Linked DNA regions of Homo sapiens: region 2 is linked to region 1. A link is a loop called in an ENCODE intact Hi-C map of the cell type or tissue named here. Cell type or tissue: transverse colon. All regions are shown on one strand. Links, peaks and the distances in the headings refer to the core of each region. The heading gives the core; the rest is flanking DNA. Region 1 overlaps SOCS5 (suppressor of cytokine signaling 5). Region 2 holds the start of LOC107985880 (a long non-coding RNA gene).

Evidence for each region. Peaks named below come from ENCODE experiments on the same cell type or tissue, not always from the same donor. Only the 100,000 strongest peaks of a DNase experiment are listed, where the experiment ranks them.
Region 2: it touches region 1 in a loop (2.4-fold over the local background); 10 of 110 quality-filtered maps call a loop at or near these places.

Annotation. Positions count from the first base shown.
Region 1 is chr2:46,701,241-46,717,610 of GRCh38, reverse strand. All of the region lies in intron 1 of SOCS5 (suppressor of cytokine signaling 5), which reads right to left. Among named protein-coding and RNA genes, the nearest start is that of SOCS5, 10 kb to the right of the region's middle. In transverse colon, for the core only: no CTCF peak of the experiment used is centred there; no DNase peak of the experiment used is centred there.
Region 2 is chr2:46,843,041-46,859,410 of GRCh38, reverse strand. LINC01119 (long intergenic non-protein coding RNA 1119) reads right to left here. Exons shown (of 3, transcript NR_024452.1): 2 at 3,421-3,488; 3 at 405-1,325. It overlaps LOC107985880 (a long non-coding RNA gene), which reads left to right and starts at 5,885. Exons shown (of 2, transcript XR_001739449.2): 1 at 5,885-6,017; 2 at 8,810-10,328. RefSeq lists an enhancer at 9,307-9,601. In transverse colon, for the core only: no CTCF peak of the experiment used is centred there; DNase peaks (open chromatin) are centred at 8,883, 10,180, 10,716, 12,060 and 2 weaker places; H3K27ac peaks cover 7,831 bases.

The DNA of each region.
Region 1 (16,370 bases), core at 7,845-15,844:
GAAATACCACTGACTTCTCATCAGAAATAATATAAACCGGAAGATTACGAAATGATGACCTTAAAATGTTGAAAGAAAAAAAAACCGTTAACCCGAAATTGTTTATCTGGCATGAATATCCTTAAAAAATGAAGGCAGAAGACTTCTGAATTCTAGTCATGAGCCAGAAGCAAAGTCTAGAATTGTCCTGCAGTTACAAACAAGTAGAAAACTAGACAAAATACCAAACAATAGTTTTCACACGAGATAAGAGGCAATATGAAAACATGATCCCCTAAAGAAGGAAAACAAGCAAGGGGAGCCCTGTGATTGCTCCAGCTTTCTGCCTAGAACCAAAACACAGGGAGAGGAAGCCAAATAGAGTCAGTAGTCTCACTAAGCTGACGTGACAGAGCTCAGAATTTGTAAAGTCTGAGACAGCTAGAATTTGCAGGGCATCGAACCACAAAGGAAGAAGTTACACAGAGAAAGTGCTCCAAAAACATGCAAAAGGGGTCTTCTCGAGTTTCTGGCCAAATACCAATCTGCATACATGTGGTGTGTAACTCCATGAGGCTACACAAAGAAAAACGTCCAAGAAAATAACAAATACTGGGACACTCTCCAACGATTTAGAGTTCACACAGGGCCAGGATCAATAACCAGCTGGGATGAATAAACCTTGATGAATACATGGGGAAATTAAAGGAGACACAAAAAAGTGCACACCTCAGTGGTGGGCCCAAACAGGCCCTAAACTAAAAGCTATTCCGTATCTGTCTGGAAACAAACAAAAATTCCCCAAACAAAAAACCCTGAAAACAAAACTTGAAAGTTCAAGTTGATTCATAAAATTGGCCAAGCACAGTAGCTCATGCCTGTAATCCCAGCATTTGGGGAGGCTGGGGCAGAAGGACTGCTTGATAGAAGTTCAAGACTAGCCTGAGCAACATAGAGAGGCCCTATCTGCACAAAAAAGTCAAAATATTAGCTGGGTGTGGTGGTGTGCACCTATGGTTCCAGCTACACAGCAAGCTAAAGCAGGAGGATGTCTTGAGCCCAGGAATTCAAGGCTGCAGTGCGCCATGTTTGCACCACTGCACTCTAGCTGGGGTGAAAAAGTGAAGCCCTGTCTTAATTAATTAATTAGTTAATTAAATAAAAATGTTTAAAAGTTGATCCATAAATAAACTGCCTGCCAGGACAAAACTCAACAATCAAGAAACACTATATGCAAAAAAAAAAAAAAAAAAAAAAAAAAAAATGAAGACACTCAACATCATGAAATCCATTAAAAATTACCAGGCCTATGAAAAATAAATAATAAACTACAATAAGGACCAAGAAATGGCTGGGGTAAGTAAAGGACATTTGAGTAAAAGACCTTATAACAGCTATTAGAAAAGAGTTTAAAGACCTAAAGAAAAACATCAACACAATGAAGAAAAAAGGAAATACCTCATAGAGAAGTGGAAACCAAACATGTGTAAGAGAACTTCTAGAACTAAAAAAAAAAAAAAGGGGGGGTGTCTGACATGAAAAATTGACTGGACAGGCATAACAGCAAATTAGACAAAGAAGCTATTAACAAAAAAATCAGTTACCCTGAAGACAGGGCAGCAGAAAATTTCCAAACTAAAGGAAAAAGAAACAGATTGGAAGAAAAATGGACAGGGCCTCAGTAAACTGCAAGTTAATATTAAGTGGTTGAACATATGTGGGATTAGAGTCTGTAGGAGAAAGACACCTGAGAAGAAAAAAAACTTCAAGATAGATGGCTAAAAATTTTACAAATGTGATGAATACAATACACCCACAGATCCACGAAACTCAATAAACTTCCAAAAAGCCACACAAAGGCTCAACATAATAAAGTTGCTGTCAATCAGTGATACAAACGAAATCTTAAAAGCAGCCAAAGGAAAAAAACATATTATATACAGAGAAACAAATACAAGAATTACAACAAACTTCTTGTCAGAAACTATACAAACAAGAAGATAGTGGAATATCTTTAAGATGGTGGGCGGAGGGGATCCTAAAAACCTAGAATTCCATATCCACACCAACAACTTTCAAAAGTGAAAACAAAATGAGAGGAATGTTGAACTACAGGAAATGTAACAGGAAGTTTTTTAAGCAAAGGGAATATACTAGACACAAACTTGGATGGATACAAAGAAATAAAGATCTAAAAAATGGTTAAATGAAGGTAAATATTAAAGACATTTTTCTTTTTTCTTTTCTTTTTTTTTTTTTTGACAGGGTGTTACTCTCTGTCACCCAGGCTCAAGCACAGTGGCATGATCTAGGCTCACTGCAGCCTCGACAGCCCAGGCTCAAGCAATACCTCCCACCTAAGCTTCCAGAGTAGCTGGAATTACAGGCACGAGCCACCATGTCTGGCTAATTTTTGTTATTTTTTTATAGATACTGTGTCCTACTATGTTGCTCAGGCTGGTCTTGAACTCCTGGGTTCAAGCAATCCACCCACCTCAGCCTCCCAAAGTGCTGGGATTACAGTATTTTTGTCACTTTTAATTGCTTGAAAAGGTAACTGCCTGACAAAGCAGAAAGAACACTTCAACTCAAAATGCATGACAACAAAAGCACGAAATATGGAAAAGAAGAAATGGAAGTAACTATTATGATTCTTGAACTACACATTAAGTGGTAAAATATTAGTTGAAGGCAAATCACGATTAACTAATTAAGGCCGCCAATAAAAAAAAATTGAAAGAGATCTAAGTTACAAACCAACAGGAAAGATAAAATAGAATCATAAAAAATAATCCATCCAAAAACAGGCAGATAATCAAGGAAAAAAGAAACAACACCAGCCAACAGAAAACAAATAGTAAGATGGCACAGTTTCATTCAACTATATCAAAATTACATTAAGTGCAAATGGTCTAAACCACTGGTTGGCATGGGGGCATGGCTGTGTTCCAATAAAATTTTATTTACATAAACAGGTGGCAGGCCAGATTTAACCTGCCAGCCATAGTTTGCCAACCCTGATCTAAACACATCAATTAAAGGAGAGATTATCAGACTAGATAAAAAAAGTGAGACCCAACTACACATTCTCTACAAGAAATCCACTTCAAGTATAATGATATAAATAGGTTAAAAGTAAAAGGATGAAAAAGATATATCATGTAAATACTAATCAAAAGAAAAGTTTGTATCAGACAGAGACTTCAGAACAACGGAAACTACCTGGGATAAAGGGGACCATTTCATGATGACAGAGGGGTCAATTCATCAACAACACTTAATCTCCAATGTGCATGCACTCAACAATGCTGTAAACTATGCTTGAAATAGGAAACAAAACTTATTGGAACTGAAAGAAGAAACAGACAAATCCAAAACTGCAGTTGGAAACTTCAACCCTCCTCTCACAATAGTTGACAGAACCACAGACAGAAAATCAGTAAAGATGTAAGATATAAGAAGATCAGACTAACCTAATTGGCATCTATAGAACACCCCACCTAGTAACAGGAAAATAACCATTCTTTTCAAGTATACATTGAACGTTCACCAAGACATACCATATGTTGGGCCATAAAACAATCAAAAAGTTTATATTGGTTGAAGTTATTAAGAGTATGTATGTTCTCTGATCACCACGGCATTAAATGAAAACACAGTAACAAAAGGATACCTGAAAAATACCAAATATTTGAAAATTATTTGGAAACATTCTTTCAAACAACCCATGGGTCAAATAAATTCCAAGAGGAATTTAAAAATATTTTGAATGGAATAATAATTAAATCATATCAATATCTGTGGGATGCAGCTAAAGAATGCTTACAGGGAAACTTATAGCTTTAAATGTTAATAATTGTTTTTTAAAAGGAGTTTCGAAAATCAATGATCTAAGCTTTCACTTAAAACTAGGGAAAAAAGAGCAAATTAAACCCAAAGTAAGGAGAAGGGAAGGAATTAAAGAGCTCAAATCATGAAACAGAAAACAGATAAACCACAGAGAAAAAGCAATGTCAAAAGTTGGTTCTTTGAAAGGATTTATGAAATTGATATTCCTTTCTCAAGTTAGATTAATCAAGGGGAAAAAAGGAAAAAGACATCCAATCTCAAGAATAAAAGAAGGAATAGATCCTACTGACATAAAAAGGAAATATTGTTTCATAAAATTTATAATTTATTTTCATGCTGATAAATTCAACAGATTCTCCAAAATGCAAATTACCAAAACAGACATAAAAAAGAAAAAGAAAATCTGAGTAGTCTTACATTTGTTTTAGACCCAGAGACTCACTCTGTCACCCACCCTGGAGTGCAGTGGCATGATCACAGCTCACTGGAGCCTCAACCTCCCAGGCTCAAAGGATCTTCCTGCCTCAACCTCCTGAGTAGCTGAAACTACAGGTGTGCGCCACCAGGCCTGGCTAGTTTTTAAATTTTTGGTAGAGATGGGGTCTGCCTATGTTGCCCAAGCTGGTCTCAAACTTCTGGGCTCAAGTGATCCTTCCACCTCAGTCTCCCAAAATGCTGGGATTACAGGCATGAGCCACCATGCTGGGCCTATATTCATTCTTTTATAAATTAAATTCCTTAATTAAGAACTTTCCACAAAGAAAACTACAGGTCCAGATGGCTTCATTGATAAATTCCATCAAACATTTAACGAAGAACATCAATTTTATCCAAACTCTTCCACAAAATAAGAGGAAACACCTCCTAATTCATAAAAAAAGTCAGCATAACTCTGATACCAAAACAAACAAAAAACTATAGACCAAGAATAATCCCTCATTGAATCTAGAGGAAACAAAACAAAAAGCAAAAACAAAAACAAAAAAACGACAATACATCTCAACCAAGTTTATCTCAAGAATGCAAGGTTGGTTTAATAATCAAATACCAATCAATGTAATTCACCATCTTAATAGAATAAAGAAGAAATACCACATAAGCGTCTCAATAGTGCAGACTCATTTTTTAAGAAAGCTGAACAGGCCGGGCACAGTGGCTCACGCCTGTAATCCCAGCACTTTGGGAGGCCGAGGCAGGCGGATCACGAGGTCAGGAATTCGAGACCAGCCTGGCCAATATGGTGAAACCCTGTCTTTACTAAAAATACAAAAATTATCTGGGCGTGGTGGCACGCGCCTATAGTCCCAGCTACTTGGGAGGCTGAGGCAGAAGAATCGCTTGAACCCAGGAGGCGGGGGTTGCAGTGAGCCAAGATAGCGCCACTGCACTCCAGCCTGGGCAACAGAGCGAGACTGTGTCTCAAAAAAAAAAAAAAAAAAAAAAAAAGCTAAACATCCACTTGTGGGAAAAAAAAAAGCTCTAAGCAAAGAGAACTTCTTCAATCTGATAAAGGGCATCTATGAAAAATGTATAGCTAACATATACAATGGTGAAAGAGTTCTCTCTACACTAAAAAAGAAGATCTAAATAGAGCTATATTATGTTCATGTTAAGATGTTAATTTTCTCCAATTCATAGATTCAAATGCAACCCTAATAAAAATTCCAAAAGGCTTTTTTGTAGATATTGATAAGCTGATTACAAAATTTATGTGCAAATGTACAATACCTAAAAAAAGTCTAAACAATCTTGAAAAATAAGAACTAAACTGGAGAAGTTCTATTACCTTATTTCAAGACTTAATGCTATGGTAAATCAAGACAGTGTCATAGTGGCAGAAAGACAAACAGATGAACAGAATAGAGTTTAGAGACAGATCCACACTTACTCCATTAACTGCGCTTTAACAAGGTGCCAAAGCAATTAATGCGGAAAGGGAAGTATACTGTGTTGGAACAATTAGCTATCTATATGGGGGCAAAAATCTAATCTTAACCAATACACAATACACAAAATTATCACCTCAATACACAAAAATTATCACCATAAAGCATCTGGAAGAAAACAGGATAATATCTTCACAACTGTGGGGGTGGCAAAGATTCTTAGACAGGACCCAGAAAAACACTAGCATAAGAGGAAATATTGATAAAATAGACCACTAAATTCAAAACTTTTGTTCATCGAAAGATGCCACCAAAACAATGAACAGTCAAGCCACAGACTGGAAGAAAAATCTCTAACACATTTATGTGTCAAAGAAGTTGCATCCAATTAATATACAAATCCTAAAACTTAACAGTAAAATGACATAAAATTGGTAACTGGTTAATGCCTTGAACAGACATATCACTAAGGATGATATGCAAAATAGCCTATAAGCACATGACAAAATGCATGACATCGATACTCACAAGGAAAATGCAAATTCAAACCACAGTGAGATATCCCAGTAAGATGACTAAACCAAATATTGATGATAATAAGAAACAGAACTCTCATAGATTGCTAGTGGGAATGTAAAATGGTAAAACTATCTCAGAAATTAAATTGTTCTGCAAGTTTCTCATAATGCTAAACATAGACCTATTTTAAAACCCAGCAATTCCACTTCATGTATTGACCCAAGAGAAAAGAAAACATGTCACAAAAAGACTTATACAAGAATGTTCATGGTAGCTTTATTCATTAACAGTTGAAAACTGGAAACAATCTTTCCCACAATAATAATATTCATATAATGGAATACTACTCTACAACTAAAAGGAACAATTCTTATATGTAACATGGATGAACCTCAAAAACATGCTGATAAAAAGAAGCCAGACTCAAAAGAGTACATACTGCATGACTCCATTTATAAAAAATTCTAGAACAAAGTTAATCTTCAGTGAAATAAATCAGAACAGTGACTGCAGCCACGGAAAAGGAGAAACAGCAAGGACTCAATGGGAAGAGAGCACAGGGGCTCTTTCTGGATGACAGAAATCATAAATTACAAAGATGTATTAATTGTCAAAACTAATCTTGAACTTAGGTACATCTTGAACCTGGTATATCCCTATTTAGATCTTTAAATTTTCTTTTTTAGTGTAGAAAGAACTCAGTCTTTCACCACTGAATATGATGTTAGCTATAGGTTTTTAATAGATGCCCTTTATCAGACTGAAGAAGTTCTCTTCTATATTTAGTTTGCTTAGAGTTTTTTTTCACAAGTGGACATTTAAATTTCTTAAGGTTATTAAAGATATTTGGTGTATGCAACTGTACATACACTTAATATCTGTGTATTTCACTATATGTAAATTACACTTCCACTTTTTAAAAAAATTAAAGGAGGCCAGGCACTGCGGCTCACACCTGTAATCCCAACACTTTGGGAGGCTGAGGTGGGTGGATCACGAGGTCAGCAGTTTGAGACCAGCCTAACCAACGTGGTGAAACCCCATCTCTACTAAAAATACAAAAATTAGCTGGGAGTGGTGGCACACACCTGTAATCCCAGTTACTCAGGAGGCTGAGGCAGGAGAATTGCTTGAACCTGGGAGGTGCAGGTTGCAGTGAGCCGAGATTGCGCCACTGCACTCCAGCGTGGGCAACAGAGCGAGATGCTACATAAAAAATAAATAAATAAATAAAATAAAGGAAAACAACCACCAAAAACTGAAATTCTATCTCCTTACTCTTTGCCCACCCTCTAGAACAGTATCTCCTAAACTTTGGTCTGAGGACTACATATATCAGAATCACTTGAACCCTTGCCTTAACTTTTACTGAACCAGAATTCAAGCATGGGGGGTGGAGACTGGAAATCTGTATTTTAAAAAAGAGCCCCAGGTAATTCTCATGTCTAGGAAAGTTTAAGAATTGCTGTTATAGAAGTATGTAAGGAGAAAACAAAAAGATACAAGGGATTTTAAAATAGTATGTAAATTAAGTAATCAGTGCTACAAACATCATAAACTATAACAGTTGTCACTGAAGTCCTAAATTGCTATTTAAATTATGTTATAGTATCCTCTGTTCATGTTCAATTTTCTACTCAGTGCTTTAGGGAGTTGCAATTCCAAATTTTAGTCTTGAATCATCTAACTACCCAAATTTCTCATTAATCCCAACTCAAAATAGGCATTTTAGATAGGAAATCTTGTTCACCAGGTCCTTCACTTCCCCCTGCTGCTCCACCCTTAATGTTCTATTACTTTCTTGGTACTGTTTTTCCCAACTCCTAATAGTGTTATTCCTACTTTTCTCTGCACAGCCTTGTCTTTCTACCTCCTCTAAAACCAAACCCAAAACTCATCTTTTCCACTAAGTGCTAAACACCACCTAAGTCAGATTCTTTCCAAATTCCCTTCAGCACTTGAAGATCTTCCTCCTAACAGACACATTTATTTTACTGAAATTGGACACCTCATCTTTATGACAAATTAACTCCATCCTTTGCTTAGAAAGCAGAACCTTTGGGGGAGAACTGAAAAGATTACAGCCTCTTCTCTCAAGCTGTTTTTATTTTTCCCTCTTTGAGTTGCTCTAAGGGGCTGGAAAGGTAAAGAGGCAAAGAGGCAAAGTGCTAGTTGCTTAGGGATGCTCTGGAATAGATAGTAAAGAAGGTGAAAGCCTGTAATCGCAGCACTTTGGGAGGCCAAGGCGGGCGGATCGCGAGGTCAAGAAATTGAGACCGTCTGGCCAACACGGTGAAACCTCATCTCTACTAAAAATACAAAAATTAGCCAGGCGTGGTGGTGCATGCCTGTAGTCCCCGCTACTTGGGAGGCTGAGGCAGGAGAATCTGTTGAACCTGGGAGGTGGAGGTTGCAGTGAGCCGAGATGGCACCACTGCATACCAGCCTGGCAACAGAGCGAGACCCTATCTCAAAAAAAAAAAAAAAAAAAAAAAAAGGCTTCAGGATTCAGTATCTGTTCAGAGACCACTTCACCAGCCCAAAGAAGCAAACATGGATTCCAAAAAGAAACTCTAGTTGAGGGATAAGGAAGTGCATTTGCCTAAGAATCCTGTGTTGTACTGGATGGCTAGCCAGGATTCCGAAGGCAGGAAGAAAGATCCCAACTGGTACAGTGTTTCAAGGACACTCAAATATTTCTGGCTTTCTGGCAGCAAATATTTTTCTACATTTTTTGTAACAGAGTTTGGGGTGGCAATGGGTAATAGGTAAATATTATGAAACTCTTGAACTAAGTACCAGCAATGGCAGTTACTTTTTGTTCTGAACGCATTATCATTTAGATATTATGGGCATTACTCATCTATTTTCATAATTTTCAGCTACAAAATATATGCCTTCAAAATCATATCTATAATCCTGACCACGCTCCTGATCCAGACCCGTATTTCCAACTGATATTGTGGTATCATTACTTACCTAAAAAGCATTATTACTTATCTGAAATTAAACTCAGTATTCTCTCTCTCCCAAACTTGCATATATTATTCTATTGCCAAGCCAGGAACCTTAGACTCATACTCAACTTCTAACACCTTCTAACATTAACAAAATCTGGAGGACTCAAACTTTTAAGTATCTCTGAAATCAGCAGTGCTCTTGTTTCCAACCCCACTACAAATTCCTTAATTCAGACCATCATATAATTAGTCTCTTTCTTGAACTAGAGCAGAGCCTTAAATGTCATCCTTGACTGTCATCTATCTACCACAAGCCAAAGAGAATTGCTTCATTCACTCACCTTGCCATGTGTATTACAAACAGTCTCTGACTTACAATTTGGTTAAACTCACAACCATTCTATTTTTCATTTTCAGTACAGTATTCATTAAATTATATAAGATATTCAACACTTTATTATAAAACAGACTTCGTGTTAGATGATTTTGCCCAACTATAGGCTAATGCAAGTGCTCTGAGCACATTTAAGGTAGGCTAGGCTAAGCTATGTTGTTTGGTAGGTTAGGCATATTAAATGCATTTCTGACCTAATGATATTTTCAACTTAGGATGGGTTTATCAGGACTAACCCCATTGTAAGTCGAGGAGCATTTGTATTTGCTCAGTAATTATTTGGTAAATGTCTCCAATCTTTTCTCCTCCAGACTATTCTCTTTATGACTGCTATGATCAATTTTCTAAAACACAAAAGTGTTTGTGTTACTTCCCATCTATAAAACTAAATAAAAATCCAAACTCCTATATGGCTACATACAAAACCCTTCACAATTTGTTCCCCTCCTGCCTCGGTCCTAGTCTGATTTCCTAATTTTCTTTTGCACTAGTTTAGAAAAATCAAATAGCATCTTCCTCCTTAAACACTCTATGTCCTTTCATTTCTAATCATCTACAATAAATAGTAACTCAGTCCAGCTTATTTCATTTTATGAGCGCTCTTATACTATTTACAATCATTAGCTAAACCTATACAGAAGTAATGAGTGAAGAAACAATCAGACAACACACCAACTCTCAATTAGCTTATTTTCATAGCCTTATTAACATGGTCAATACAGACTAAATGAAAATGATTAAAACGTTTCAACTATCTCCTGAGCTTCCACTTTACAGTAAATTGATGTTAAAATTCTTCCGTTATAGATGTAATACCCACCTTTTGACTGACAGGCACAAAGAGAACCATAATTCAACTTTCTCCACATTTGTCCTTTTCCTCTCATCTTTAACACCTCCCTTCCCCACTTCTCCTCCTCTACCTTCTGTGCTAGTCCTGCCACCTAAATTTTCACTGCATCCTCTTTGTCCACTCTTCAAAGGAACATCAGTATTCCTCCATCCTCATTTGTACAGCATTTAAAAATTTTTAAAGCATTTTTACATATACTTACTCACGTGATCCTTATAATCTCACTCTGAGATTCCAAAATCAAATGCTGCCGTTGGTACTTTCTTATATTTTATCTCAATTTTGAGGAAACTGAAGTTCAAAGAAGTTCAGTGACTCATCTAATATACTACTATTCCCTCTGCCTGCAATCCACAACCCCTCTTCACCGGCTGATCTCTCAAGACAGTTCAAGCTTTCCTCTACCTCCAGGGCAAGAAGAATGTTATGCTTATTTCCATGCCATCCTAATGTTTTTCACATTACTACTTTATAGCACTAGAACAATCCAGGTCTCTGGACTCCTATTCTGGTGACTTTTCTATTAAACGATATTTTCCTTGTTAATTAATGTTCCTTTTATTAATGTAACCATTCAGCATTTTATAAAGTCAAGGGGAGAAATGTCAGGGGTCACCAGAGGTGACTAAAACTGTACACCAAGACATTCCTAGCTTTCCTTAAAAATCAAGAATTTAAGGAATGTCTCTAAATCCTCTCAAAGTATTTAGATACCATCCTTGTGGTAAAATGACAACCAAAGCCGACCATAGCAAAGAGTAAAAGAGCACTTCACAAACCCTAAATTAAATTATTACAAGTTTTAAGTGCTGCCTCCTAATATCCTGGGAAATGTCTAGGATTAACAATCAAAAGACTAGCACATTAGTCCCAACTCTACCACACATGGGCTGACTTGGGAAAGTCACTTAACCTTCCCGTGTCAAACTTGCTCTTCTATAAAATGGGATAATGCCACCTACCTTTCTGAACTAAGAGAATTAAATGAAAGAGCAGTCATAATAAATCACTTAGCCTGGAACATAATAAACAGTCAAAATATGATAACCCCTTTATAATTTTTATATAACATCATTTTTGTTTTCAGAACCATGCCCAACAATGTTTAACATATTCTTGGACTTTCTGGCCCGGCAACAACCACAATAAATGCCTTCAAGGAAGTCATCTACATAACTTCTGGATCCCCTTCCTGGGTCACAATTCAGGTCCTATAAATATAATTTGGAATATCTTCCCCTAAATGCATTATCTTGTTCTGTGCCACATGAAAACTCATCAGAGGATATTCCTGTAGCTTCTCCTTGCTGGCTTGGCTTTTAACTACCTGGAACAGCACATGGAGTCAGCTGCAAATCTGGCAACTGTCACTGCCAGTCCGTCTTTTAAATCATTTATAAAAATGTTAAATAAAACTCATCCCAGTACTGATCACCTGAAGGATAATGGGGTTGGACTGCTGTTCTCATGTAAATAGCCAATGTCAAAAACTAAATAATTAGATAAATGAGCACCCCTTTGGCCACATGCATATTTTAACCCATAAGAAAGTGCTTGAGCTTCTCCTTAACAGATTATATTTAACATTCAGTGGGTTTATCCTTTAGCGTTAAGCATATTTCAGGCGCTTTCCTGTCTGGTAATCTAGGAAAAAACAAACTCAGTTTCTTCACACTGTCCTTCAACAATCAACACAGAAGACTTTTGTGACCTCAAAACATATGTGTAGGGATTTCTCTCTACCGAAAAGCAAGCAATCAATTCTAAAGCAGCTACCAACTGGCTGCCCTCTAATTCAAACCAATTCTGACACCAGCTACACCTAGAGACAGCGTGAGATTGCACAGGTTGAGGACCCAGACCCAAAAGACTGAGCCCCACTTCTGATGCCAATCCCAAGCTCAATTATTTTACCTGTGCTTCTGACCAACCGGCTATAAACTGGGGCTCCTACAGCCCTCTCCTTGAGTTTGATTAATTTGCTAGAGCAGCTCACAGAACTCAGGGAAACACTGTAAAGTAAGTAAAAGTGTTTTAAAACACTTTTGCTGGTTATTACAAAACATATTTTAAGGATACAAATAAACAGTCAGAAATAGTGACAATTACAGCAAGGTCTGGAGTGCAGGAACTTCTGTCCCCATGGTGTTGGAGTGTGCCATCTTCCCAGCACATGGATGTGTTCTTGTTCACCTTCCTGGAAGCCCCTAAATGTCTGGCCCTTCTCTTCTCCCCAGTGGTTGGGAGGTGGAGTTGAAAGTGCCAACCCTCAGAGCCCAATGCTGATTTCCCTGGAGTATCAACACCTCCAAACAGTGCTTACCTAGGGACTTTCCAAAAATAGCCTCATTAACATATGCCCAGGTGTGTTTGAAAGGGCTTGTTGTAAATAACAAAAGACTATCTTTCACCTTTATTGCTCAGAAGCTGTTTCAGAGCTGCTTCAGGAACCAAGGATAAGAGGCCAACTACTTCAACAAAAGATATTCTTTCTGCTCTAGTCACTTAAGAAATGATGAGGCTTACAAGACCTGTGTTGAGCCAGGAACCACCACCGAAAAGCAAACTGTATACAGTACATAATAGTATTACATCCTGATACAAAGACGTGCCAACCTGTGGTATTCAGGATTTACACTAGGGCTAAATTCCTACAAAATTCAGTTTACCTCAACACTTTTCTCTACCCAGCCTCCGATTCTCATCCTAACTCCCCTTCCTCCAACTACCTACCATATACGCAGGTCTAACCTGCAGTTCCCGTATCATTTCCATTCCATCATTGGAGTTCTCATTGTTCCATTTTCCCTATATCTATTATTTAAATAAGCTTCCACCCTTTAAAATTGCTTGAAATACTTCTAACTCAAGGATACTGCTCAGAATAGGAAGACTGGACATTGTTCCTGTTTATGGTCATCTTCAAATAAAATAAGGAAGTCAATTTAAAGACAATCCCAGAGCACATAAGCCCATTTCAAATACAATTTTAAAAAAATTATCTTCATCACTGCTTCCTCTTACTAGCTTTGATAAAAAGATTACTGTATGAAAGCTCATCAGAGTAAGGTAAATTTAATTTTGGTGTTAAGCAGCATATGAATCTGTGAAAATATATTCTTGCTATATTATATTTCATAATACAGTATGGTCTCTCTGAAATCATTCCCTACAATTTTTCACCTACATGTAAAGGCAGGCAACTAATTTTCAGGTCACTAAGATGCAAATTTATCCAATATTAACATGAGTCAACAATCCAGCCTAATTACCCTTTCAAGATTACTTCTGCTCTAACCAGATTCAAAAGCCCTCCCCACTCCCCTTGAAAGTAGGATAGCTGGCTGACTCAGATGAAGAATTTGTTAAGATGGACAATGCAAATAATTCATATTTTCCCTCTTTCATTCTCTAACAACTGCACTGAAACTAAGAAAGTAATTTGTACAGTCTACACCTACTCAGTTCACATAACCATGAATTTTAAATATGAATAACAGTCCATTCACAATGGCATAATTATCTTTAAATGTATAAAGAAAACTCCAACCTAATGAAAAAATGAGCAATGGTTGGTTATATTTTAACATGACATGCCTTCTAAAACCATATTTAACTAATTTATTCACATGATTAGATTATGTAATAGACTTGAAGAGAGTACCTATGAAATTCCTAAAAGTATGTCATGAATGCAATAAATGTCCAATAAATTGTGGTAACTTCATAATCCTTATTATGAGAGTTAACCAAAAGAATATTAGAAATTGGTCACTCTTCAAACACTAAAATTCTGCATCAGTGAAAAAAAAAAAACTGTGAAAACTTGTGATGGCTACATGTGGCTTTCTTAGCCCTGCTAGCATCACTTTGGACTCAATAGCTGGCCCAGGTATTTATCATCTGAAGTACCACCAACAGCATGCCTGCCTGAGATCTAAAACAATAGCAAGACTATTACTAGTACAGTAACATTGCTTTCGAGCTATAGCTTGTTTCTAATTTTAATCCCTCACCTGTAAAATACTCACTTCAATGAAACTCTACAAATAAGGGCAATTAAAAGACATTATGTGAGATACATTGAAAAAATAATGAAAATGAATGTTAAAACATACTCATTAAAATAGAGCTCTTGCATGACAGATAAGAAGTTACATATTGTGACAGAAGGCAAAGATGCTTAAGGAAAGACCACAAAGATGCATGAGAATCAAAGTTGAAAGGACCACAAATGGAAGAAGGGCTGTTACAAAAGCAACAGAAAAACCTGAGAAGGCAGAAGCACAGAACACCAAGAGAAATTCACCATTCTTTAAGTGATACACCATTAAGAAGGATTCTGAGATAACTTATAACTCAAACTGTCACCGTCAAAAACATTTGCTAAAACACATGGTCATGACACTAGTTGGACCTGGGTTACAGCAAATTAAAAAGAACCATATGTTATAAAATTGGAGTCACACACATTTTATCACTAAAATCTCACAGCTTAATGAATGAAGTCATCAAAATATTCGTTTAATAGAAAACAGGGTTCAATGATTTTCCCATGGTTCCACTGGCAGAGAAGAGCTGAGATCAATAATAGACCTTATAAATTCCTGACTTCCTCACCTAAGTGTACCCAGCAGGTCTCTAGTACTCTAGTACTGTATTTTCACTGGAATATCTGCAAATCAATTATTAATATTTTTGTTCTAGAATAATGAAACTGCAACAAGGATCTCCCAATGACATTCAGAAACAGTAACACATTCACTCTAATTTGATATGCAGACCTAATTAAAGGTCCAAGGTAAGCAGAGGAAGGAGAGCAATACCAAAAATCAGAGCATCATTTGTACCAAGTACCCCCTTACCAAAGAGTATGATTTGATCGTGCATTTTTCTAGGAATTTTTGTAACTTGAAAGTGCGTGTACAGCAAGGAAATAAATGGGCACACAACTGCCTGCTTACATCTAACGAACCACAGAGAATAATGTCTAATATTTGCTGTACCCTTTCTATGTAGTAGGTAGGCACAGTTAAACCTCACCACTATGCTGTGAGGTAGGTACTTTTAACACCCTCCCTTTACAAACGAGTAAACTCAGGTACACAGTGGTTAAATCACTTGCCTAAGATCATGTGAAGGGGCTGGGATACAAATCCTGTCTTTCTCTATTATAACTATGATAGGAATGATGTATTCATAATGATCATGTAATTCTACTCTCTTTTTAAAGGTACTAAACCCATTTTAACAAAACCGCCACACTAACTGAAAATAATAATGTTCACATAATTTACTTTCAAAATATAGAAGCCTTCTGAATTTTGAAAATCTTTTAAGCAATTAATTTTAGCATAAAAATTATAGAATGCTAAACTACTCTAGGGCATTCATTTAATATTTTCACCTAAATGACAGTTTGTCTCTTTCCAATGACAGGGAACTATCAGCACTAACGCTAACAATGCAGCATATTGTTTTAAACTTTTAAATAAAAGCTCACCCAGTTTTACAAAATTTCATGGATAAAAGTAGTCAACTCAAACTTCTTCATCCTTAGAAGGGAACAAATCACAAATAATCCAAAAACCATTAACAGTTGGCACGAGAATGCTTTAGAAATAAACAGTGTGAAAGTGATAAAGCAATCTCTGGACTGGAGTCCACAGACCTGCCCACCAATCCTGGCCCCACCATTAAATAGCAATTTAATCCCTTCAACTGCTCTGGGCCTTGGTTTCCTAATCTGCAAAATATCATCTCCATGGTCTACCCTTCCAGCTCTAGAAGAAACGTGACTCATACACATACATCTTTTTTCCAAGCCTCCCATTCTCATTCTGTTTAGCTATTACTACTACTTCACAGCCAGTGAGTCTTACTTTTCCTTAGTTCTACAAAAGGAGAAAACAGCCCAATCTAAACAAAGG
Region 2 (16,370 bases), core at 5,640-13,639, 140 kb before region 1:
ACTTCTTTTAATTCAGTAGCCATCCCCCTTCTTCACATTTTAGCCCATCAGGGCCATTCCCTGGGGGCTTCACATTTCACACCAAAGAGGCCTCCTAGTACTGGGCCAAACAGATGCTCTCTGTGGGAGACTCTGCACCGTCTTGTAAACCAGCGATTCTCCTCCTTCCGCATTATGGCCTCTTTTTACCTCATATAATCCCATGACCCTCTTTCTATGTATTGTGTAGTCTATGACATTTGGAAGAGGTAGCCTGCCTCTGTTTATCTGTCCAGGCACCCTGTTGTTGGATATCTATGGCGTTTATACTTTGTTAAACACATTTTTAGATCCAATTCCTCCTTTCTTCATTTCCCAGTTCTCAGGCATTGTGTATGGTTAAAATTAGGAGATGCTCAAAGTATGATTTCACAAATCACATGGTTTATTGCCCTACAGAGATGATATTTTTCCTAGGTTCACAATGCTTAAGGAGGGGGAGAACAACATGAACAAATCTCACAGGGAATGCGCTGGGTAGACAGGGTGTATTAGTCACGGGGTGAGTGAGTTCCAAAGTTACTAAAGTCTACTTGCTCAATTAGGATGGAAGCAGGCCTCTGTGGAGAGCGAAGCCTCATTAAAATGTGGTGTGTCTCTTTTATAAGAGCAGCTCTTGGGAGAGAAGCTGTCCAATGCAACGGAGATTCACAGAGACATATATGGTCCCTCAAGGCTAGAGGGTGGCACTGGTGTTTGTGGGCGATGCTTCCAAGTTCAAAGGCTAGCAGGGTGGGGCCCTGTCGAAGAGAGGCTGACAGAGTGTAGCTTGCCACAGCCCAAGCTCTCAAAGTGTCTGTCGAACCCTTAGGTTTTTACATAGTTTGAAGTTCAGTGGTTGAGGTCAGTAGCTCACTCGTAGGATCTGATAAGGTGTGATGTCACATTCTTGAGAGGGGGAAGGACTACAGTCCAAGTTCTTGTCATAGCAAAACATGTTACTCAAGCTATGGCCATGTTTGGAATCATTTCCAAGTTCCATAATGTCAGGAATGCTGCAGTGGTCTGTGTATGTGGTTTCAGTCACCTTCCACATAGAAAGCTTTGACTTCCCCTGAGTTATTTTGAGCAGATGGTTATAGGTGGTTCTTGCTCAGGACCGTCGTTCAGACGGACTCACGCAGACTAGAGATGCTCTCTTAAGACCTTGGAGCTCATCCGAAAGGGAACACCTCATGGATCTGCTGAATGTGAAGTCCATGCCGAAGGAACCACGACAGGAGGAGCTGTGTCACCAAACATTCTGATAGCTGCTCCTTGCTTTTCAGGCATTTCTGTGTAACATCCTACAACTCATGTAACAAGACAGTGAGCAATGAAAACCCTTGTTGTGTTGAGCCTGACAAAGGCGGAATTCCCCAAAGTCTGGCACAAACACCAGTCACGTGGTATCCTCCCCTAAAAAGGTGTTGAGTGGTCAAGGAAGTTTGGAAAACACTTTACCCACCATTAATGCATTTAGTGAAGTCTCAGAATCATGTATAAACATATTCTTTTTTTTTTTTTTTTTTTTTGAGACAGAGTCTCACTCTGTCACCCAGGCTGGAGTACAATGGTGCGATCTCAGCTTACTGCAACCTCTACCTCCGGTTCAACCAATTCTCCCACCTCAGTCTCCTGAGTAGCTGGGATTACAGGCATGCGCCACCACACTCAGCTAATTTTTGTTTTTGAGACAGAGTCTCGTTCTGTTGCTCAGGCTGGAGTACAGTGGTGCAATCTTGGCTCACTGCAACATCTGCCTCTTGGATTCAAGCGATTCTTCTGTCTCAGCCTCCTGAGTAGCTGGGATTACAGGCATGCACTACTACACCCAGCTAATTTTTGTATTTTTAGAAGAGGCAGGGTTTCACTACGTTTCCCAGGCTGGTCTTGAACTCCTGACCTCATGTGATTCACCTGCTTCAGCCTCCCAAAGTGCTGGGATTATAGGTGTGAGCCACTGTACCCGGCCAATTTTTGTGTTTTTAAAGGAGACGGGGTTTTGCCATGTTGGCTAAGCTGGTCTCGAACTCCTGGCCTCAAGTGATCTGCCTGTTTTGGCCTCCCAAAGTTAAATATATTCACTTTTAAAATCCAATATTTCCCAAACTTATTAGTTTTAATGTATATAAAACACCAATTAACATCTCACAAAGCTCAAGAGCCATGGAATAGACTTTAAGAAACATTGCCCTAAGATCCTAGAAATCTTTGATCACGATTATCAAAGATGGTCCTTGCTTTATAATAATCCTTTGAAAATTGTTGACATAGATATGAGAGTTAACTAGAGTGTTGGATTAATGAGGCCACCCTCATCCTGCAAATCTCTGCGGCTAGTGCTTTTACAATTCTGTTTTTCTGTTTTATAGTGGAAGAAGTGGAGGCTCAGGGAGATGAAACCCCCTTCCTTCAGACATAAAGTCAGTATGTGACAGTGTGGACAGATATGGCCCAGTTACCAGCCCCCTTTCGGCAGCTCTTGGAGGGGAGGCTAAGTTCTCACACAAAGGTGAGGAGGGCAGAACGTGCCTGTGGAGGTCAGCAGGTAATGGGACAGGTAGTGCCAGGCATCAAGCGGCCACACACAGAAGTCAGGCCCAGGCTCCAGGAGTCTGGGGGTGAGGCTGAGGCCGCGGGGATGAATTGTGTCCAGGATGCTTTCAGCCTCCTTCTCTCACCTCCCCTTGGGGCCCAGGACCTGTTCTCTGCACCTCCACCCAGTCTCCAGTAGATCCCCCCGAGGTATGGGCTGACACGAGGGTTTTCTTGCCAGGGGGATTTGCATTCCACAGGAGATGCATGAAGACCTTTGTACATTGGTAAACCAGAGAATGTTGGGTGTGACTAAAGTCTGAAAGTAGGAACCTGCTGGGCATTTGGGGCAGGGAGGGGGGCAGCCTGGTGGGGCAGGGTCCATGTGCATTGGGGAGAGAGGAAAGTTGAAGGAAGATTGGGTATAACCTTAAGTGCCAGCATGAAGCCCTTGACTTTATCCTGTTGCCAGCGGAGCCATGGATGGCATAGGCTGGACTGCCCTGACAGTGGATCACTGGTACGATCCTGCTGGAGTCCTTGGGCCTCTAGGCAGGGCATGGTGTGGGAGAGTTGGGTTGGTGTCAGAGAACTCTGGGCTTCCTGTAGATGAATCCAAGGGCCTTCTCCTTGGAGGGGCCCACTCGCTCCCAAAGCCTAGCCCACCTTCCCCAAGCTGCCCCCTTGTCAGCTCTATGTAGACACCAGGCTTCCATGCAGGGATTTGCTTTTTGCCAATAACAGAAAAGGGAGAAAAAAATTTCAAGCTCCCTGGAGAGGGATAACTGGTTGTATCTGAAACTCAAGGGATTGGCTAATAGTCCTCTAAGGAGCAGGGTGACATCAACACCTTGAATTACTCACCTGGTATAAAATGGCCCCAGTCCCTTCAGCCCAGCAGCTGCTCATCATTGGCTGTACATTGGAATCATCTGAGGAATTAAAAAAATATATATATATACATATATATAGATGCCTGGGCCCCATCTCCAGAGATCCTGATTGATTGGTCTGGGGTGCGGCTGGGATTGGGGTTTTAATCTGTGCAAAGGGCTGAGGACCACGGCCTCACAGACTTCTGCAGCGTGGTAGTTGGACATGCCACTGAGGTTGGTCACAGCTCTTTCAAATCAAGGTACTTCCTGGAGACCTCAGGGGCTGATTCTTGCTATACGAAGTGATTGTATTATTACAGTTCCTGAAATGCCCTGAGGTCCTGGGAGGAGAGTTCTGGATTCTCACCAGAACATTCTGAGACCTGACCTGAAAGGGCCCTGTCCTCAGCCTCCTGCCCCCTCCTCTTCATCATGACTATTCTTTCCTGCCCTGACGTGGGATTCTCACTCCATTCTGCCTCCCCAACCATTTATTTTGGACAATCATTAAAGATAAATGTTTAAAAAATCATCTAAGAAAACATGTGTATCCCACTGGAAATTTCAAGGCAATGAGTCATCACACTCCTGGTCCCCCTCAAATTCCCGTCTCTTATGTAAGGCTGAGTCATTTTTTTGTGAGGTCCGTGCATTGCAGAAAAAAATTGGAAGGCTCTCAAGATAAGTGTGTGTGTGTGTGTGTGTGTGTGTGTGTGTGTGTGTGTGTGTGTGTGTGAGTGAGAGACAGAGAGAGAGAGAGGGATTGATTCACATTATTTGCAGCTTTAGGGGACTGATGGTACCCCTGAGTTAACATCAGAGATTCCTCATCCCCTATACTCATTCTTTTTCTCTCTACTTCAATTTCCATCCGGTGATGTTTTTGCTCCAGAGTGCAAATGTGAGCCTTTGTCATCCTGCTGTCCCGGCTCAGGACCACTGTCTGTTGTGGGGCCTGAGGACAGGCCAGCCCATGGAGAGGGTGCTCCACTCCCCAGCATGCACATCCTGAGCAGGCCCCAGAGCCCGAGAGGTGGATGACCTATGTCTGGGGTCTAGCTTCCAGGTCTGGGTTCTGGTTATTTCTGATTTTTCTCAGAAAAATACAGAGGTTGTAGAGCAGGGTTCAGGAGAATAAAGAATCGCAGGTATTTCAAGGGAGCAAACTGAGGGAGCCCATTCCCTAGAGGAATGAGGTTGCTTTTTGGGAGTTTGACCATAAAATTGACACATAGAAATCAAAGCAGACAAAGGCCAAGCCATGCTAAAAAGAGACAGAATGGGGCCCAGGCCAGTGAGACCTGCGTATCTAAAGGAAAAGATGCCAGTCAGAAGGGGTCAGGTCTGCAGCAGAGAAGTAGAAAAGAGCCAGTCCTAGGCACACGGCCACACCCATCCCACACTGCCTGGGGAAAGGGATTCCAGTGTCCCCACTGGCAATGGCATGTCTCTGTTGGGGAGGTGCATGCCTCCCACTTTTGTAGCCTGAGATTTTCAATCATTTGCACTCAGTAAGGAAAGGCTCTGGTTCTGAGCCCAGAAGCCCAGGCCTGGCTCCTTAAGCATTGTGCCTACAGGAAAGGGAGGGACTGCATGTAGGGACGAGAGAGCAGCCAGCTGCTCACCACTTTTCCTGTGAATGAACAAAGCCACTGTATTAGTCCGTTTTCACACTGCTGATAAAGAAATACCCAAGAATGGGTATTCACAAAGGAAATTCACAAAGGAAAGAGGTTTAATGGACTTACAGTTCCACGTAGCTGGGGAAGCCTCACAATCATGGTGGAAGGCAAGGAGGAGCAAGTCACATCTTATGTGGATTGCAGCAGGCAAAGAGAGCTTGTGCAGGGAAACTCCCATTTTAAAAACCATCAGATCTTGTGAGATTCATTCACTATCATGAGAACAGGGCAGGAAAGAACGGCCCCCATAATTCAATCACCTCCTACCAGGTTCCTCCCGCAACACACGGGAATTGTGGAAGTTACAATTAAAGATGAGATTTGGGTGGGGACACAGCCAAACCGTATCATCCTTCTGGTTTGATACAGTGTGAGCTAATGTTGCATGAATTCCTCCCTTCATCACCGTGAGACCACCTCTCACGGATGAAATATAATCAGGAGAGAACCTAGAGGGGGTGAGGCCATCAGGTGAATACCATTCCTTGGGATCCACCGGCCTCCCCAGAGGGGTCCTTGGCTTTGTCAGAAGCCTCACCCCTTTCTTTTAACTTCCTGAGCTGTGCTGTCCAATATGGTGGCCACTGGCCCCATGTGGTTGTCGAGCACTTGAAATGTGGTCAGTCTAAACTGGCATGTGGTGTACATGTGAAATACATATAAAATTCTGAAGACTTGATGTGAAAAAAAATGAAGAATATCTCATTAATAATTCTCTGTACTGATTGCACATTGAAATAATATTGTGGATATATTGGGTCAAATAAACAATATTATTAAAATTAATCTCACCTGCTTCTTTTTACCTTTGATCCTACCCCAAGGCCTGCCAGAATGAAAATAAAGAACAAAGACAACAAAGAAAACAGCCGACAGGAACAGGATCTTGGGAGCCAAATATCAGGTGGGTGAGTGGTCACTGCCCCCAACATTGTACTGGGCGAATAGTGCCCCTCTAAAACTCTTGTCCACCTGGAACTTCAGCATGTGACTTTATTTGGAAATAGGGTCTTTGCAGATGTAATTAGATAAGATTTTACTGGGTTTGGCTGGTTATAAATCCAATGACCGTTCTCTAAGTCCATGTAAAGACACAGACACACACGCGGGAGGAGGAAGGCCATGTGGTGATGAAGGCAGAGGTGGGAATGATGCAGCTACAAGCCAAGGAAAGCCAGGGATTGCCAGCACCAACCCAAGCTGGGAGGAGGCACGGAGGGGTGCTTCCCGTAAACCAAAAAGTGCCTGAGTCAGGTATCAATCAATGCAGAGGTTTATTTTGCCAAGGTTAAGGACACATGCCTAGGAGACAGGTCGGTGCCTTTCTCCAAGGATGATTCTGAGGGCCTCAATATTTAAAGGAGAAAAGCAGGCTCAAGGGAAAAGAGGTCACATAACTGAATCCATGTGTTGCAAGAGAAAAGGAGTAGGTAGGGGAATGGTCAATTATGTATTCCTCTCAAGCTCACCATTAGATAAGGTGAACACAGAGTAGCTACTGTGGAGATATTTTACTTTTTATCTGTAGCTATCTGCTCAGGAAAAAAAAAAAGAAGGCAGCTTCTTCTATGACTCAGCTTTCAGCTTAATATGTTTTTCTTTTAGCAGGGTGAATTGGGGTCCCAAGTTTTTCTTTTCTTTGGCAGAGTGAATTGGGGTCCCAAGTTTGTTCATTCTTTCTTGCTTGCTTGCTTACTTGCTTTCTTGCTTTTTTTTTTTTTTTTTTCAGGGTCTCACTCTGTCACCCTGGCTAGAGTGCAGTGGTGCAATCTCAACTCACTGCAGTGTCAACCTTCTGGGCTCGAGTGATCCTCCCACCTCAGCCTCCTGAGTAACTGGGACCACAGGTGCATACTACCACACCTGGCTAATTTTTGTATTTTTCGTAGAGACGGGGTTTTGCTATGTTCCCCAGGCTGGTCGTGAACTCCTGAACTCAAGCAATCCCCCTGCCTTGGCCTCCCAGAGTGTTGGGATTACAGGCGTGAGACACCATGCCCGGCCTGGGCTCCCAAGTTTTTACTTTGCTTTCACGTTCCCTGGAGTCTTCAGAGGGAGCATGGCTCTGTTGACACCGTGATTTCTGACTTTTGGCCTCCAGAACTGCGGGACAATACATGTCTGTTGTTTAAAGCCACCCAGTTTGTGATAATTACAGCAGCCCTAGGAAGCAATATACTTAGTATGGAAAAACAATGTGAAATTTCTCATTAGTAATTTTTTATGTGAATTAAATGATTGATTTGATAATATTCATTTGGGTTAATACAAATATATTGGATTAAATAAAATATAGTATTAAAATGAATCTCACTTTTTTTTTTTTACTTCTTACAAAATATGGTGATTAGAAAACACTAGGTTGCATGGGTGACTTATTTATGGCTTGCTGTATATTTCTATTAGACAACGCTGTTCTACAGTGTACAAAACAAGGGACTCTGAGGTCCCTGTGTGTGAGACCCTGCACCTCTTCCTCTGGAGAAGAGAGAGTGGAGAAGCTTTTAAAACAGAAGCCCTGGCCAGGCACGGTGGCTCACGCCTGTAATCCCAGCACCCAGGCCGAGGTGGGTGGATCACTTGAGGTCAGGAGTTCAAGACCAGCCTGGCCAACATGGTGAAACCCCATTTCTACTATAAATACAAAAATTAGCTGGGCGTGGTGGCGGGTACCTGTAACCCAAGCTACTCGGGAGGCTGAGGCAGGAGAACGGCTTCAACCCAAAGGCGGAGGCTACAGTGAGCTGAGATCACGCCACTGCACTCCAGCCTGGGTGACAGAGTGAGACTATGTTTCAAAATAAATAAATACATAAATACATAAACAAACAAACAAAACAGAAGCCACACAAAGGCAGGAAAGGTTTTTCCACAAAGTCCAGCAGCAGTGTCCCCAGACACGAGGAAATATCAACATTTCAGCCTGAGGTGAGACCGGCAGGAGAACGGAAGCCCCTGGATAGGCTGGGAAGAGGAATCAGGAAAAGTCTTCTACTACAAGTGGGATAAGAATCTTGTGCCACTCCTGGCCAGGGTGGGCTCTGCCTTTGAGAACAATCACAGTGCCCCAAAAGGGAACCCTGTGCAGAGAAGGCCAGGGTAGGTGGAAGGCCGGAAAGACACAGGGAATGCTCCTGTCTCCTTTGAGGAGGGCCGGAGCTAGAGCCCCACACCTGCTACACTTTCAAAGGCAGCAACCCAAAGCCGGGCCAAGGTTCTAGAATCCTGCCTGCATGCCTTTGCTGGCCGTAGGCTGTGTGGGAGTGGGGTCTTGGGGTTACCCAAACAGCTCATTGGCTGTGGAGTTGGGGGTGTGGGGATGGAAGGTGGAGAGAGGGAAGCCACCTGGCTTAGCCAGGCCTGACTCATGTTTTCCTTGGCTAGAGCTGGGATTCCTGTCAAGGTTTCTGTCCCAAGATAGCATGGCTGACTGAGCCAGGCAGTGGCTGGATGCTGTATTTCACTGCTTGTCCAGGCTGAGAGGAGAACCAAAGATTGTCCCAGAATGTGCGTGGTATGAAGGTCTCCCTTGGAGCTTGAGATCCCAGCAGGAGCTATTAGATTGCCTTTGGAGGTGGGAGTTCAAGGGGGTAGGAGTTGGATGAGGATCTGACCCAGGACCCCCAAACAGCCCTCACTTTTCTGGGGACCCTGGGATGCAGAGAAGCAGGCCAGGCTGGTCTGGTTCTTTTTCAGGGATCCAAGGAAGCCCGGAAGTGACCTTGAGACCACTCTCAGGAGGCCCTGTCAGAAGAGCCCCTCCCTCTCTGCATAAAGGTAGCGCTGGTTTTATTGTTGTTGTTACTGTTATATGGCTTCCCCGAAAACACCCAGACAGGTTTAAGAGCACAGCTCACCCAAATTCCCCCATGCAAGCCATCTGTACCTAATCAAGCCTCTCTGTGTTTGCTTTGAGGGATACCTGGTTGCTTTTCCTGAAATCCCTTCTCCAGGAAACTGGTCCCAGCTCAAATGCCAGCTCATTCCAGGAAGACTAATACAGCAAGTTATTTTTTCTATAGATATTTACCTAGTGCCACAAAGCCACGTGTCAGACCTCATCTAGGGACCAGGGCATAGCAGTGAACAGCACTTCATGAAGCTCCATCCCATTCTGCCTTTCTGGGTATAAATGAAGGAGTCCTCAGAGGGTGGGGTGGTGCCTGCAAGGAGGCTGCTCAGGGAGCATGTGTTTTGACCAGTGAACAACCGGCTGGACCAAGGGGTCAGGCTCTAGTGGTGGCGTTGGACCCTGACTCAGCACTGTGTCAAAGCAATGGCGAGAGGTCCCTGCCTGCGTGTTCATTGGCGGCAGGGTCTGCATGCCTCCGCCTGCTCTCAGCAAGGAGCCCACTTTCCTCTCTGGGCTCAGCTCCAGTTCTCGGGCTTTCTCCCTCCCCGTCTGCTTCTTATCTCTGTCTCCAGTGTTTAGAAAATGTCATCTTCAGCAGTCAGGGCCGTGAACAGCCGTGGGAGCAAGGAGAGGCTTGCAGCAAGGGAACAGGGGTCCTACCAGGGCCTGGCTTAGAGCACAAAGCTAGTCAGAGCTGGAGGGACCCTTGGAGGCCAGCCACTCCTGCCAGACACCTGCCTGTTCCCTCCCCGACCCCCACCTCACCTTAGAGAATTGGAGATTTGTAGTTTTGACAGGTGGGGGAGAGAATGAGACTCTTTCTCCATCCCCAAACTTCCTCCCACCAGCACTAACTCAAGGGATATCCACTCTGTTTTACTTCATCAGAACAAGAAGACCGATTGGATCTGCTTAGGAAGACAAACCTCCCAGGGGCACGCTATTCAGTCCACTCCTGCTGGGGACAGAAGACCTTTGGGCAGCCCTGGCTCTGAGACTTGCCCTTTCTTGGGGCAGCACAGGTTTTAAAGACTAGGTGCCCTGGGGTGACAGACAGAGACCCCCAACCTGCTTTCCCTAACATTCCAGGAGGACCCAAATCACTGGCTCTTCCAGGCTCTTGGCCACTTTCCAGTTCCCATGAGGATTAAAAGGAAGAAGTGGACTTTAACTCCAGCGATGGGACTGTGGATGGATTGAGGGTGGGAGTGCCCTGAGACCCAAGGAGTCCGCCAGCCGGTTAGTCATAGAAAAACACCTCCCCCTTGGCTTAGGTGTGTACCTAGTGGAGGCAGAGCCGAGAGACAGATGTTTTCTCCAAATCTTTCCAGCCTTATGACTCTTATAATTAGACCTGGAAAAACATCTTTTCCTTTCTTCATTTTTTTTTAAAAGACCAGATTGTCTTAAACACAGAGTGATCATTTGGGCCACTGGAAAGCAGAAAAAAGAGAGAGATGACCGTTTGGAAATAATGCTTTCTTTCCACGTTCTGCTCCCCTACCCGCTGCCTACATGCCCTTCTCCCACTCTCCCCAACTCCCCCCGAAAATGCCCTGCTGCTGTGGCTCTGACTCCAGAGGAGATGGAAGATGACACCCCTGGGCTTCAAAGGCATTTCCAACAAGGGCTCAGCTTCTTGCAAAGCCTCTGAGAAAACCTTGGCCAACCCCCTGGCTCCCCGCTTCTAGCCTCGAAACTGAGGCTGCTCTGCCTGTCAGGAAGCCTATAAATCCCCAAGTCGGCAAGAAGCTGCACTCTGGAGCTCTCTCCATTGCTCAGATACCTGGCTGCAGGCCCTGGGCCGACCTCAGCCAGTCTAGAAGCTGGTGTAAATAAGCACATTTATCTCAGACAGAACTCATTTTCTGAGGAAGTGGATTCCCCTGGGGATACCAGCAATCAAAAAGTCCGTTGTTCCCTATGGGGCCACAGCTCTTCCCCATTTGACAGCTGATATTTAATTGATGGCTGCTTTTCTCCATAAGAATATTACACGGTGTTCTTAGAGTTCCAGCAAAATGATAACTCCTTTGTCCCCAAGGCAGAGGAGCAGTGGCTGTCCTCATATCTATCTAACCTGGGGGAAATACATATTAGGGTAACTGCCCATATATCATTGATCAAAAATTCCAATATGCTGCTGCCCTTCTTGAAACTAGAACCAAGCACAGTTTGCAGATAGGAGTTCCTGGGAGTTGAGCAATCTGGGAGAGTTGTATTACTCAGAAATGTTTCAAGTCTGGGAGAAAAAAAAGGAATCTTAGTCTTAGAGAGAAAGATCTGGAAAAACATCAGCCTGGAAGCCTCAAAGATGTGAGATGTCAGCATTAGAAGGGCACAAGTCAGCAGCCAGGGTGGAATTCAGAGCCTCACCAAGGCCATGCAGCAAGGTGTGGGGCAGATAGAGCCAGGTAGCTCCTCGGACGCTGAGCAGAGTGGCAGGCAGAAGGGAGCAGGAACATCCTAGGAAGGCCCAGGCTGCTCTGGAGAGCTCTGACGGAGAGGGGCTGTCTGACAGCCTGGCTGCCCAGAGGCCTATGTTTCAGCCCATTCCACTCCTCAGTGGCTATCTGACCTCAGGCGAGTCCCTTGGTCTCTGTGCCTGTTTCCTTACCCATGGCAGGAGATGGAGATGCTCAAGTAAATGACAGAAACAAGAAGGTCATGAACAATACACAAGGCAGGAGCCAACCGAGGAGGGCTGGGACCACCAGCCAAGTCTCACCAGCTGAATTCCATCTCGGGCCCTGGAGGCGGCAGCATTTACAACCACAAAGCAGCCTAAATTTGGCCAGCCAGAGGCCTTCTGCCCCTGGGGTGGGTCTCTGGAGCTCTTGCTGGACTGATGTTGCCCTAAGAGATCCTGGCTGGGCCTCTCCCCCTCACCCCACTCCTTCCTACTCGTGTGTTTGGGATTAACATTCATCCCTTGAACTTTTTCATTTTTCTACTGAGATGGAAACTTGGCCAGTGACCAGGCCTGGTTGTGCTCGCAGTACGGCTGGGCTCAGGCCAAACTCACGGTAATTGTAATCATATGCGAGGTGCTGGCTCACTGGGCGCCAGGGCTGGGGGAGGTGCAGGGCTGCCAGGCAGTGAGAAGGTGAGGGAAGGGCGCTGGGCTGGGCGCCAGGACCTGAGCCAGTGTGCAGACGGTATGGCCTTGGACTCCTGCCCTCACCTCTGTGAGCCGTGATTTCCTTGTTAATAAAATAAAGGGATTGGCTTATAGGAAATCTGAGGCCCCTGTCCAGGCTATTGTGGGATATGGACCAGATCTCATGTACTGCCTTTAATCCCCCCAACTCTGGCCTGGCCTTTCCTGTCCACATAGAGGGACCGTGAACAGGGTGTCACGTAGGAGGGTTCCAGCTTCCCACCCCTGCCCTCCCTCATCAACCTACCCGCTTTCTCACAGGACACAGAGCGGAGGGGCACTCCAAGTCAGCAGGAACTGCAACTATCACTGTCCCAGGAAGGCAAGCACGGGAGTAGCAGAGGGACTAGGATACCAAGGTGGGATGGGGATGCTTAAAGAAGAGTCTGGAAGGGAGAGGCCGAAGATTATCCAAGACAGCCTTCACCAGCTACCCTGGGGTGCAAGGGCAAACCTGATTCCCATTCCCCCTGAGCCCAGGGCTGGGGCTGCCCCTCTGCCTGAGTTCATCCACCCTCCAGGGGAACACTGCTCTGCATTGCTGGGGCAGCCCAGAGAATTCTTCACTCCGTGGGTTGTTGTGTCTTCTGTTCACACTGCAGTCTCAAAAGCCTGAGAATAAAGAACAGGCAAAGGGCTGTGAACGGTGGTTACTTGGCTAATTGCTATTGCCCAAGAGCAAGGGTAACCTTGTAAAGCACCGTCTGAGTAGAGGTGATGAGAAGTTTCTCCAACTTTCCAGAACCCTTGGGGTTTCTCTCTCTCCCTTTCTACTTCAAATGAGTCTCTCCTTGCCTCTTCCTTTGTCCATCTCTGTCATGTCCTCCCCTGCTGCTTTTCTCTTTCCCTCTTATGCCTGCTTCTCCCTATCTATCAAGAGAAGCAGAGTAGAATGATCTAGTAGAAAGAGAATGACTTGGGAGTCAGGCAACCTTGACCTCTTTAGCCTCAGGCTTCTAATCTATGAAACTGGGAAAATGACAGCCTAACCTCAGCACTGCCGGGAAGATTGAACAGGATGTTTCCCCACACATCATTTTACGTAGCTTCTTTATCTATGCCAGCGTGTCGGTCAGGGTTTGGTTATAATACTGGAAGCTGCTCTAGATATTCCAAATACACGGGGTTTTAATACAAGGGATTTAGAGGCATTCATAATGGACGGAAGGGCTGCATTAGGGAAGATCAGGGAAGTCACTGTCAGACCCCACAGAATCAGGAAGTGCCAGGATTGCAGAGAAGGCATGGAGATCATTTCAATTGCCTGCAGCACCAGAGCAGAAAGCAGACAGCGTGCAGGAGCTTGTTTGAAAGCCACCGTCTACCACGCATCTGCCCAGGCCAATTCAGAGAAGGGCTTTCTCTCGCCTTCAGCTTCTGATGCTTGTGCAAGTGCATCTTACTGCCAAAATCTAACTTAGAACCATGATGGAAAGGAATGCTGGGGAGTAAAGATCCCAGGATTTCCCTACCCCGGGAGACAGAGGAACAGGCAGAGGGGAAGTGGAGGCCTGCCGAGCCTGGCAGCATCCCCATCGGCAGGGTATAGTCTCCTGGTCCGCTCAACCCAAAGGCCCTTCCCACTTCCTCGGCTGCATTTGGCAGGAACAAAGGGTTCATATGCCATTGTGTCCTGGGAAGACGGGTAAGGGCATAGGAACAGAGAAGAAATAGAAGAGCTATTTTACAACTTGTGGAGACATGGAAAAAGGCAGTTAAAAAATAGTTGTCTTTCCAGAGGGCACACTATGAAGTCCTAGACATAGGGGATGTCAGGAGCAAGCAGCTGGCTGCGGAAGTACCCCGGGCAGGTCCTCTTCTGTGCCTGCTCTCTCTCTATCTGCAAAATGAAGGAGCTAAACTCTAAGGTCCCTTTCAGGGCTAAGCTCCTATGACTCCGATTAGTGAGACAGAAAGAAGACGTGCTTGGCATCCAGATGTGATGTTTCATGTCCCCTCTCCCTCTCCCCTGGCTTCTTCTCTCAGCCTCTACAAGTACTCAGGTCTTCGCATCCTTTCAAGACAAACAATCAAACAAAGCAACACCTCCTTATAAGACAGAGGGGATCTTATAACCCTCTCTTCAACTGCTGCTCCATCCCACTCCTTCTTTTTACTTCCAAACCTCTCGAAAGAGTTGTGCATGCGCACACTGAAGAGGAGACTGGTGTTCAAGCCCTCTTGGCTTGCAGGTCTCAGGCCTTGGAAGGGAAGAGCTGAAGAATTCATCCACTGGCAGGTGAATAAAGTCGGTGCTGATGCCACCTGTATGACTAATCAGCCTTCTGGAAGAAATTGCCTGACCGTGGGGTCCTGCTGCCCAGGAGGCTGGATTTTGGGCAACGCATTTGTTTTCTAGGGCTGGTGTCACAGATTACCACAAACTTGTTGGCTTAAAGCAACAGAAGTTAACAACCAAGAAAACAAACAACCTAATTCAAAAATGGGCAAAGGAACTTGAATAGACATTTCTCCAAGGAAGATATATAAATGGCCAATAAGCACATGAAAATAGGCTCAATATCATCAGTCATCAGGGAAATGAAAATCAGAGGCACAATGAGATACCACCTTCTACCTCCTAGGATGGCCATAAAAACAAAAACAATGCAAAGCAAAAAACTGAGAAATAACAGGTGTCAGCAAGAATGTGCAGAAACTGGATCCCTTGCACATTGCTGGTGGGAATGCAAAATGGTGCTGCTGCTTGGAAAACAGTTTGGCGGTTCTTCAAAATGTTAAACATACAATTACCATAAGGTCCAGCAATTCCACTCCTAGGTATATAAGCAAAAGAACTGAGAGTTGGGACTCAAACAGATATCTGTAAACCAATGTTTATAGCAGCATTATTCACAGTAGCCAAAAGGTAGAAACAATACAAGTGCTCATCACCAGATGAATGGATAACCCAAATGTGGTATATATATACAGTGGAATTCTATTGACCAATTAAAAAGAATGGAATTTTGATATATGCCACAACATGGATTGATCTTGAAAACATTATGCTTAGTGAAATAAACCAGACACAGAAGAACAAATATTGTATGATTCCACTTACATGAGGTAGCTAGAGTAGTCAAATTCATAGAGACACAGAACAGAATAAAGTTTACCAGGAGACAGGGAGAAGACAGAAGGGAGAGTATTGTTTAATGGCTAGAATTTATGTTGGGGATGATAAAAAAAAAATAATGGTGGCCAGGCGCGGTGGTTCACATCTGTAATCCCAGCAATTTGGGAGGAGGCTGAGGCGGGTAAATCACTTGAAGCCAGGAGTTCGAGACCATCTTGGCCAACATAGCAAAACCCTGTCTCTACTAAAAATACAAAAATTAGCCAGGCATGGTGGCACGTGCCTGTAATCCCAGCCACTCGGGAAGCTGAGACATGACAATCTTGAACCCGGGAGGCAGAGGTTGCAGTGAGCTGAGACTGTGCCACTGCACTCCAGCCTGAGTGACAGAGCAAGACTCTGTCTCAAAATAATAATAATAATGTAATAAAAATAAAAAGAATAAAGAAAAAGATAGTGGTGATGGGTACATAGCCTTGTTAATGTAATTAATGTTACTGAATTTTGCACTTACAAATGGCTAATATTATGTACGTATTTTTCACCACAAAAAATGTTAAAGCAAAACAAAACAAACATAAATGTTTCCTGTCACAGTTCTGGAAGCCAGAAGTCTGAAATGGCAGCGTTGGCTGGGCAGTGCTCCTCTGAAGGCTGTGGGGAAGAATCCTTCCTTGCCTCTTCCAGCCTCCCGTGGCTCCAGGCATTCTTCGGCTTGCTGCTGCATCATTCCAACCTCTGCCTCTGATGACATGGGCTTCTTCTGTGTCTGTCTTCTCCTCTGCATGACTCTCATAAGGACACTTGCTATTAGAATTAGGGTCCACCCTAATAATCCAGGATGATGCCGTTTCAAGATTCTTAATTATATCTGCAAAGACCTTTTTCCCCAAAAAGGCCACATTCACAGGTTTTGAGGATTTGTATGTTGACATATCTTCTGGGAGGGTCATTATTCAACCTACTGCAGTTCCCTTCCACACACACACCTCCCCAGGTGACTGGACGGGCTGTGAGCCTCTAAGCTCAGGGTGGCTCATCCATAGCCTGGCCAGCCTCCTGTGATGTGGTGTAGACTGAGCGTAGGAGCTGGGTTGATCAGGGTCATCCTTTCTGAAACAGGAGCTGGGAAACATGAAGAGCCTGAGCCAGTTTGCACCAGGGC